Regions from separate parts of the Homo sapiens genome. Here region 2 is linked to region 1. The links are chromatin loops, found by intact Hi-C in ENCODE. Cell type or tissue: A673. All regions are shown on one strand.

Evidence for each region. Hi-C counts contacts between places; a loop is a spot of excess contacts. Peaks named below come from ENCODE experiments on the same cell type or tissue, not always from the same donor. Only the 100,000 strongest peaks of a DNase experiment are listed, where the experiment ranks them.
Region 2: a loop joins it to region 1, with 4 times the contacts of the local background. A loop is called at or near these places in 2 of 110 quality-filtered maps.

Annotation. Positions count from the first base shown.
Region 1 is chr10:19,496,357-19,501,356 of GRCh38, forward strand. It overlaps MALRD1 (MAM and LDL receptor class A domain containing 1), which reads left to right. Exons shown (of 40, transcript NM_001142308.3): 31 at 2,129-2,290. Among named protein-coding and RNA genes, the nearest start is that of MALRD1-AS1, 230 kb to the right of the region's middle. In A673, no CTCF peak of the experiment used is centred here; DNase peaks (open chromatin) are centred at 2,715 and 3,105; H3K27me3 peaks cover 1,985 bases.
Region 2 is chr10:19,785,726-19,790,725 of GRCh38, forward strand. No RefSeq gene overlaps it. Among named protein-coding and RNA genes, the nearest start is that of PLXDC2, 28 kb to the right of the region's middle. In A673, CTCF peaks have their summits at 2,576 (motif pointing left) and 2,781; a DNase peak (open chromatin) is centred at 2,556; H3K27ac peaks cover 390 bases.

The DNA of each region.
Region 1 (5,000 bases):
ACCAACCATCACAGCACAATAAAAATAGAAATCTATACCAAGAAGATCTCTCAAAACAACACATTTACACAGAAATTAAACAGCCTGCTTCTGAATGACTTTTGGGTAAATAATGACACTAAAGTAGAAATCAAGACATTTTTTGAAACTAATGAGAACAGGCATACAACATATCAGAATCTCTGGGACACAGCTAAGACACTGTTAAGAGGGAAATTTATAGCACCAAATGCCCACATCAAAAAGTTGGAAAGATCTCAAGTTAACAACCTCAAATAATCTCAAATTAACCATTGCAGTTATTGATTGGTGGGACATCTGCATAAAAGTGTGAAAGGCCATGGAAAGGGATGACTAAGGCCAATACAGAGTGAGAAATATAAGCAAGCAAATATATGTGAATATTTTTAAATTAATAGGGTCAGCCTGGCTGTGTGGCTGCAAATTAGAAGAAAGGAATTAGAAGAGGATGTGAAATTGAAGGACGTGGAAAAATGTGTAACTTTGCAGAAAATGAAGCTGTGGAAAGTCAATAGCAGTGTTTTCATAAGGAGTTGAGATCATAAACAGAGATTAGCCTTAAGAAAGAGAAAAGTGGCATATTTTGAGATTGAGTGAATGAAATGTAAGAGAATTTATCCTGATTGGATAAATATCTTTAGCATCAAAAATAAAGTCATATATTAAGCAAAGCGGGACAGGAGGTACAAGGATGATCACAGAGAATAGAAAAGGATGCGGAATAAATATTGTAGGGCTGTATATCAGGGAGTCACTTACATAGAAAACTAGTAAAGAATGTGCAGGTGACATCATTCTAAAGAACACATGATGACTGTCTTTTATGTCCATTGCAAGATTCTGAATTTTTACAGATGTGTTGGCTAAACACCAGCAGAACGGAATGTCTCATTTTTTATCCATATCACATAATAAAAACCTATTCTATATTATATAACACTGGCATGACAAACACAAAAAAGGCACACAGAGCCCATAAATAAGCATACAAGAAGCAATAGATTATATATAGTCATATAGAATGAACGAAAGGAATGTACATGAATACAAGTGGTTGTAATTTGTAGGGATAAGATACAATAATGCTTGAGAAGTAAAATGCTAATATTTTATTTAAATAATCTCAGGGATCCAGAAAGTTTTGTGTGGAAATATTAAAGCTTTGCTTGCTATATATTTAGTATCTATTCTTACAGCAAGGCTTTTTTCTGATTACATTTCTATATGCTAACATTGGTTGTATGTTAAGGAAAAGTTGTGAACGAGAAGGAAGTTTAAAAATAACACAAACTTTCTTTCTAAAAAGAAAGGAAAAGTCAATGACAATCTCAATTGATTCATACCAATTAAATCACCCAGTCATTCATTCTGTCTGTACAACGCAGTCTGGTTTTACAGTGAGTGCTTCAAAAGTAATAACTGATGTACAAAAAAAAGAAAAATGAAAGCCTAGATCAGGGTATCATGATGGCACTTTTCACAGGTGACTAGAAATAGATACAGTTATTATCTATTAATTTTTCTCACTGTGAATAATTTAATTTTTAATGAGTTATCAATCAACACTTTTAGAAGAGAATTTCTTTCTTTAATTTAGTGACTAGCTCTGATATTTGATGCTGCAGTGATTGGTATGGTGTCCAAGATAATTTGTGTCCTATACAGTTTACTACTTCTCCCAAAGTGCCTTTTCTTGAGTAAATGACTTTGCGTCGCTAATAGGCTATGCTATTCAAACATCAGAATAAGGGACGGAAGTGAATTAAACATCCAGACAACTGAAGCTGTTTATTTATTTGACCTGAATAATCTTGTATTAGCATAATGTTATGTTTATTGTTCATGTGTAGACACAGTTTTAACTATCATCTATAAATATTATTCGTCAATGCATATAACTCCTTAATGAATAAGTGACAACATTCATACACTGCTTCTAGATCCTTCAATTAAAATATTAACAATGAGTACAAATGTCTTGATGCTGTAAGTGTATTTATAAAGAATTAGAATATGCAGATACTAATTTTAAATGATCCCAAATATAGGGTAGTAGCAAATGTGATAGACATTTCCAGAAATTCCATTAATGTTTTTGCTTCCCCAGCACATTATACAAGCACAACAGGAAGCTGCAATTTTGAAACAAGTTCAGGAAACTGGACCACAGCCTGCAGTCTTACTCAAGACTCTGAGGATGACTTGGACTGGGCCATTGGCAGCAGAATTCCTGCCAAAGCATTAATTCCAGACTCTGATCACACGCCAGGTAAATCTAGTAGCCATCCCCAGACCAAGAAACCCACTCATCTTAAAGTCTGCTTTAACAATTTGTGTGAATTTCAGTGTGCATTTCTTATGTGTATGTGGGGACAGAGCTCAGTAGGTTTTATGGAAAGAGGGCTAGTCTCTTCTATTGCAAACTCTGAATTACTAAATAGACCCAGAGCTGACACTGCTACAACAAAGCAACTCATGACTCATATTTTAAGAGACTCACAGATTTTACTCACTCTACCCTAAGGGTGCCATTAAATTCCCTAATTGGAGGAGGGTAGGTGGGTGGCATTCAGATTAATGATTGCAATATGCAAAGATATACAACTGGCAATGCTAAAAGTTATCCTGTTGTGACAATGGCCAGTCACAACAATGAAATGGCTGACCACCAATTTCCTTCCCATCATTTTGAAGTACAGGAGCCAAAGTGTAAAATGGTAAGTGGTGATGGAATGAGTGAGTATCAGCATAATCTTCACAAGTGTTGCTTTCTGCCCTGTGATTTCAGATTATGCAATCTTTAATGGCTTTACAGTTAATAGACTCAAAGTAGGAGTAAGCTTGTAATCTTATTTACTCTTACAAAAAAGTCCTACTGACTCAGAATTTATCTTAGAAATCTAGCTTTTATTAGGGATAAAAAAATATCTAAGATATTTGTGATGCTAATTTTATGTGTCAAATTGGAGATGTTTTGGATGAGATCAACATTTAAATTGATGAACTTTGAGTAAAGTGGATTGCCCTTCATAATGTGGCCTCCTCCAATCAACTGAAGGCCTGAATAGAAAAAAAAAAAAAAAAACCAGCCTATGCAGCAAGAAGGATCCCCAAGGGAATGTCTTCAGATTTCATCTGCACCATGGGCTTTTATGGTTCTCCAGCCTGACAGTCCACCCTGCAGATATTGGACTTGGCAGCCTTCATAATGTCATGAGCCAATTCCTTATAATAAATCTCCTTCTGTATATACACACATCCTGTTGATTCTGTTTCTCAGGAGAACCCTAACCAATACAATATTCTTCAAAACAGTTGAAGCATATGCACAGTAAAAAAGAACGAGATTACATGGAATTTAAGTAACTTTCAAAAGATTGTCCTAGCCATTATATGACTAGTGAAAAGAGCACATTAATTTTATTATTTATATATTCCAGGCAGATTGAATGTATCATGCTATTCAATTACAGTATGGACATTCATTCTTGTTTTAAAGATTTTTCCCTAATTCCTTCTATATGGTGAATCACATGTACTGATTTGCGTATGTCGAACCAACCTTGCATCTTAGGAATGAACCCTACTGGATTGTGGTGAATTAACTCTTTGATATGATGGTGGATTTGGTTTTCAAGTATTTTGTTGAGGATTTTTGTGTCTGTGTTTATCAGGGATATTGGCCTGTAGTTTACTTTTTTCACTGTGGCTTTGCCAGATTTTAGTATCAGGGTAATGCTGGCTTCATAGAATGAGTTAGGGAAGAGTCCCTCCTCCTTGAATTTTTGGAATTGTCACCAGCTCTTCTTTTTATGTCTGGTAGAATTAACCTTTAAATTGAATATTCTAACTCCTTTTGACTTGCCACGTTGTAGCTCCCTTTCACAAGCTTTTGTTTCCCTTAAAAACATGAAGTTAGTGTATACTATAAGATGAACAGGACAGAGAATCAAGAAACTAAGGTCAGTAATTAGAAGGATTTAGTGTATAACAAAGGTAGATATTTAAAATAGTGGGCAAAAGATGGACTATACAGTATGGTGCTGGCATATCTGGTTATCCACCTGGAAGGACTTAAAATTAAATCCAAGTTTTATATCATATACAGCAATACAATCTAGATAAAGACTTAAATGTAACAAATAAAAATAAGAAAATCTTTGCAAGAAAACAGAGAGTAAACTGTGTGTAATTTAGAGCAGAATATTTTAAAACCTCCTAAACCCAATTTACAAAGCATTTTGGCCTCTTTGACATAGAAGTCAACTTTTAAAACCTGAAGTCAGCTTCTAAACCCAATTTAGAAAGCATTTTGGCCTCTTGGACATAGAAGGGCCAACACATAATGACTTATATGAGGATATTTATGTCAGCATTGCTTTTAGCAGAAATAATGGGAAATAAATGAATGCCTATTATGTGATCATTTATATGTTCCTTCCTTCATTCACTTAACTATTTCTCAAATGCCAGGCACTTGGCCAGGTCCTGTGGATGCATCAGTGAATGAAACAGGCATAAATCCCTGTCACGGTGGAGCTTACATTACAGAAGGAGGGAAAAGATAATGGGTAAACATAATAAATAAATAAATTAGATGGCTTATTAGAAGTTAAGGGGACAAAAAGAAAGGAATGGAGTACATAGGAGTGTGACAGCCAGTAGATAGGTATGTGCCTTGGAGTTGGGAGGATGGCCTGTAAATAGGCTGGTCAAATTAGACCCTGCACAGAAATGCCATTCAACAAGAGACCTGAAGGAGCTGTGAGGAAGTGACCTGTGGTTACCTAAGGAAAGAATGTTCCAGAGCTAGATCAGCCTGTTTTTGGAAGGTGTCTCAACCTGGTTGCTAATGACATTTGGGTCAGTCTAATTAATTAGGGGTTTGACCTGTGCATTTGTAAGATGTTTAGCAGCACTTGAGGCCTCTGCCAACTAGATGTCGGAAGCACTCCTCTTTCTAATTATAATAAAGCCAA
Region 2 (5,000 bases), 290 kb after region 1:
AATCTACAAGGAACTTACACAAATTTACAAGCAAAAGCAACCCCATTAAAATGTGGGCAAAGAACATGAACAGACACTTCTCAAAAGAAGACATACAAATGGCCAATAAGCATATAAAAGGAAAGCTCATTATCACTGATCATCAGAGAAATACAAATCAAACCACAATGAGATACTGTCTTACATCAGTCAGAGTGGCTATTATTAAAAAGTCAAAGATGCTGGTGAGGTTGTGGACGAAAGGAAACCCTTATACATTGTTTGTGAACGTATAAATTCATTCAGCCATTGTGGACAGCAGTGTGGAGATTCCTCAAAGAGCTAGAAACAGAATTACCATATTACCTGGCAATTCCATTACTGGGTGTATAACCAAAGGAATATAAATTGTTCTACCATAAAGACACATGCACTTGTATGTTCAATGCAGTGCTATTCACAATAGCAAAGACATGGAATAAATCTAAGTTTCCATCAATGGTAGACTGGAAAAAGAAAACATAGTACATATACACAATGGAATGCTATGCAGCGATAAAAAGGAATGAGATCATGTCCTTTGCAGTAACATGGATGGAGCTGGAGGCCATTATCCTTAGCAAACTAATGCAAGAATAGAAAAGCAAATACTGTACATCCTCACTTACAAGTGGGAGCTAAATAATGAGAACACGTGGACACATAGAGGGGAACAACACACACTGGGTCCTACTTGAGGGAGGAGGGTGAGAGGAAGGAAAGGACCTGAAAAAAGTAACCATCCAGTACTATGCTTAGTACCTAGGTGACAAAATAATATGTATACCAAACCCCCATAACACCAATTTACCTATGTTACGCACCTGCACATGTACCTCTGAACCTAAAATAAAAGTTAAATAAATACATAAAATAAAGAAAATAAAAATATGTTGACTCCTTTTGCTCTTATTTTCCTATTTACTTCTTGAGAAGTATTTGTAGTTATAGTTTTATTAATAAGAGGCATCCTCAGAATTCTACACATGAACTACTTAATAAATGATAGTTACCATTTATTGTGCAAACACAGTAATGTGCAAAGAAATCTAGTCACATTTTTCCTATATCCTTTATAAAGCCTGATCCTGCCTCAGTTCACCTTGGGTATTTAGTACATATTTGTTTATTTTACTACATTGTTGGGAAAACATTGTATTGAGAACTATAAATGAAACACTAATTCTCAATTCAATCACTTATTAACACTTATTAAATGGAATACCTTGGACTGGTTTTTCATAGATTATGTAACTGCTAAAGTTCCCCCTGGCTCTAAGTACTTTAGTTTTAGTATTGTCTCTCCTTCTCTTTCCTTCCCTTCCCTCCCTCCCTCCCTTCCTTCCTTTTCTTTCCTTTCTTTTTCTTTTTTTCTCTTTCCTTCCTTTCTACGTCTATATAGCATACATTCCCCTTCTTAGACCATAGTCATCCACTTAACCATTATTTGTTGAAGGCTTACCACCCAGTCTTCCAGTGTAATTCAGCAATATCAAAAAAGTCTTTGCCTTCTCATGGATTTAGGGTTTGTAGTTCCTTGAGATAAGACTCAGTCTGATCCATTCTTACATTTTTCCATGGTGTCTGGAAGAGGGCATTTGCCTTTTAGACAAAAAAAAAACCAACAAAAAAAACCCTGAATTAATGAAGTGAACTTTTCACTACTTCAGATTTTAAAATGCAGTCCTGTTTTTGATAAATTATACTTAAAGGAACACCAGGTGGCCTCAGAGAGATTGAACCAAGGAGACAAAATGTAGATAATTATAGGCAGTTACCTTTTTCTAAATGTGTTCATCTTCCATAGAAGTTTAATTTTCACAAATTATACATCTATGTCCTTTAAATGACCTTCAGAATTCTGATTTCAGACTTTCATAAGCAGCGGACGCACATTTTAAGCTATCACAAAAAAGAACTCTTCTTTGGCTATTCCCTTTTAATGACATTACCATTTATGTGCACCAGAGTTTTTATACTTATTTTAATCTTATTGCATTTTGTCCTTATTGCTTGACAAAAAATATGAAAACTGAAAAACAAAACATGCTGACTTGGCTGACAAGAACTATAGCTCTCATAAACCTAATACATTTTAAATAGCAGTGGAAAATTTTTAAAGTTTTAAATATATATATATATATCTTAACCAGATTCTGATTAGATTTAAGTAGGTCTACCCTGTATTTGGTTGTTAAATTAAAACAAAAAAAAAACCAACTTTAATATGTATAAAATGTTGGAATTTTATCATGGAAGATTAAATGTAACAAAAAGAGGTTGCCTTTTTTTTATTTTTTCTTTAAACTCTCTGGGAAGAGAAACTCTTCCCATATTTGACTATTATCTGATTAATGTGAATGAGACTTTCACACACATTTTCAAAAATGCATTTGATATGAAAGTAGATCTATCCAACAGGGGTCTCTGGTAGCCAATTAGTGGTGGTATGCTCTGTTTTATTTCTCTCTTTGTTTTTCTTTTCTTCTATCTCCTTGTTTTTCTGCGTTTTCTCTACTTATGCGTTAGGCTTGCTAGTGACACCTAGAGGTATCTGCAGGCATGACATACCACAGGTTAGAAGAGTTGGTTGATCTCTACTATGAATTTTAAATAATGAGAGGTTTTGGAACCTATATGTTCTCTTTTGTCCCATTTTTACAAATGCTACAGAGAGTTTGAAGACATTTGATAATTTTTAAAATGCTTGGCTCATTCAGCATGGCATAGTGGAAAATGTGTGTGTGTGTTTGCACTGGATTAAAAACGTGGCTCTGTCATTGATCAGCTGCATAACTTTGAGCAACATATTCACTTAAAAAGTTGGGTTCCACATTTATAAATTGTGTATTAAGATACTGATCACTTAAAATTTTTGTGAGAATCAGATATATGTATATGAAGCACCTGAAATATAGTAGATGCTAAATAAATGGGTTATTATCATGATGTGAATTATAATGTTCATATTTTCTATTACACTGGATTAAATTATTTTTACATTTAAAACATGGGTAAAATTAAATGAAATTGAAGATTGCTCCCTCAAGAAAACCTTGAAAATTGAAAGCAAAATTGACTATCACTTCATATTTTTATCTGATTTTTAAGAAAGTGTTAATAAATTCCTAAATGTTTAACAGTGGTGCCTTGGGTGTCAGTGACAAAAGCTCAAATAATTAAGACAGTGGATAAATTAACTGTGAAAGAAGATCTCTTCCTTAAAAATAAGACAATGAACAAAATGTTTCTAGATTTTCTCATAACTCTGAGACACCAAAATGGTACTGAATCATGACCACTCTCCTTATCCTTACTAACTGAAAGGAGAAAATGTTCAGTAACAGTGGAATTCAAAGAATTTACATCTCAAAATTAAGCAGCAAGAACTGCTGAATGTCTGCTTCTTCCCACTGATCCAGCTTTAAAAAGGCCTTATTTAAATCCTCGGGAGAAAACACAGGGGAACCATTAAAACAAACAAAAATCAACAGCCGAGGGAATAATTGAATTGTTTCATTTCTTTGTTTATTGTTTATATATGTATATATATTTTTTCTCCCCCCCCAGTTTTTTTTCTTCTCTATCCTGGATAGCGATTTCTTTTCCCAACATCTCAAAACTTTGCCTCCCCTCTTTTTTTTTTCATCCTCTTTCATGATAGTTTTCATTTATGATTCATCTTTTGATTCCACACTCTAAGATATAAGGGCAATTTGAGAACATCTTGAGCTGAGTACCAACTTTATTAAATAGATAAAAATATGAGCTCTGGAAAACAAATTATGGACCTGAAAACTGTTGGTATTTTAAAAAGCAGTGGGCATATATAGAGGAAAGAGCACATTCTGTACTAGGGTTTCTCTCAAAGGCGATAGGGTTACATATTCAGTAATGGATAGAGCAAGAAGTGAAGACACCAGAAGGGGTTGACTGTATATTTCCATTAAAGTGAATTACATGAGCAAGTTAACAGAGACAGAAAGAATACAGGTTTAAACTTGATGACTTGGGTTAAAGGCAGGTCATCAAGTTTCAGGGCTACTGGAGAAGATCCACGAAATGTGGGCAGTACCGAAACCTGCTTTGAAAGACAGTCTAAGGAGGCTGAACTCTAGTGAAGAGCATAACATCTCGGAGAAAATAATTTTGGCGACAAAATGGAGAAAGGATGGTAGGAAGAGGTATAACTTACTCATTGTAACATTCCAAGCCTGAGATTTCAAGTGCCTGAAATAATAAATTTGGGATGCTTATCTAAGCACTTAGTATTTCTGATATAAAATAATACTGCATTTCTAGTTGCAGTAGAGTTTACCATGTGGTTCTATATTATTTCATTTTTACAACCACCTTCTGAACTAAGGAAGGAATTGTTATTTTTGCTTTACAGAGGAGAAATGTGATGCTCAGAGGGTGTGGCTGACAAGCTCCAGGACACAGGTAATAAGTAAAATCTAGATCTCGGGTCTTTCAATTGAAACTAGAAACATAGGAAACAACAACAGAAGTCACAACAATTTAACAGTTATTTAGAGGTGTCAGTGATTTGGGATTTAAAAATATGGAATTTAACATTTCTGGTTTCAAAGTCAATACACAGCTTCCATATGACACTATAGAGTAAGTAAAAAATAAAAGATAATTTATCTGATGTATCGTTAATTGTGCTTTAATAATTCTCATGTTATTGGCTTGGGATTATAATTGGAAATTATATCTGAAAGTAATAAAATTATAGTTGATGATAGAATGAGACAGTCTTTACCCACCTTTCCAAAATTCAGATGGCTTTCCAAATTTTATTTTTAAAATGTCCACCAAATAATTTTTTAAAAGATTAATAGGTTCTCACAGAGCACAAATACATAAAATAATGGCTGCCTTTTGAAAGATTACATTGTTTTCATATATCTCATTAGTATTTGAGGAGAAATTAGGACTTGTATTTTCTCACAAAATGTGAAGGGAAAGACTCTAAT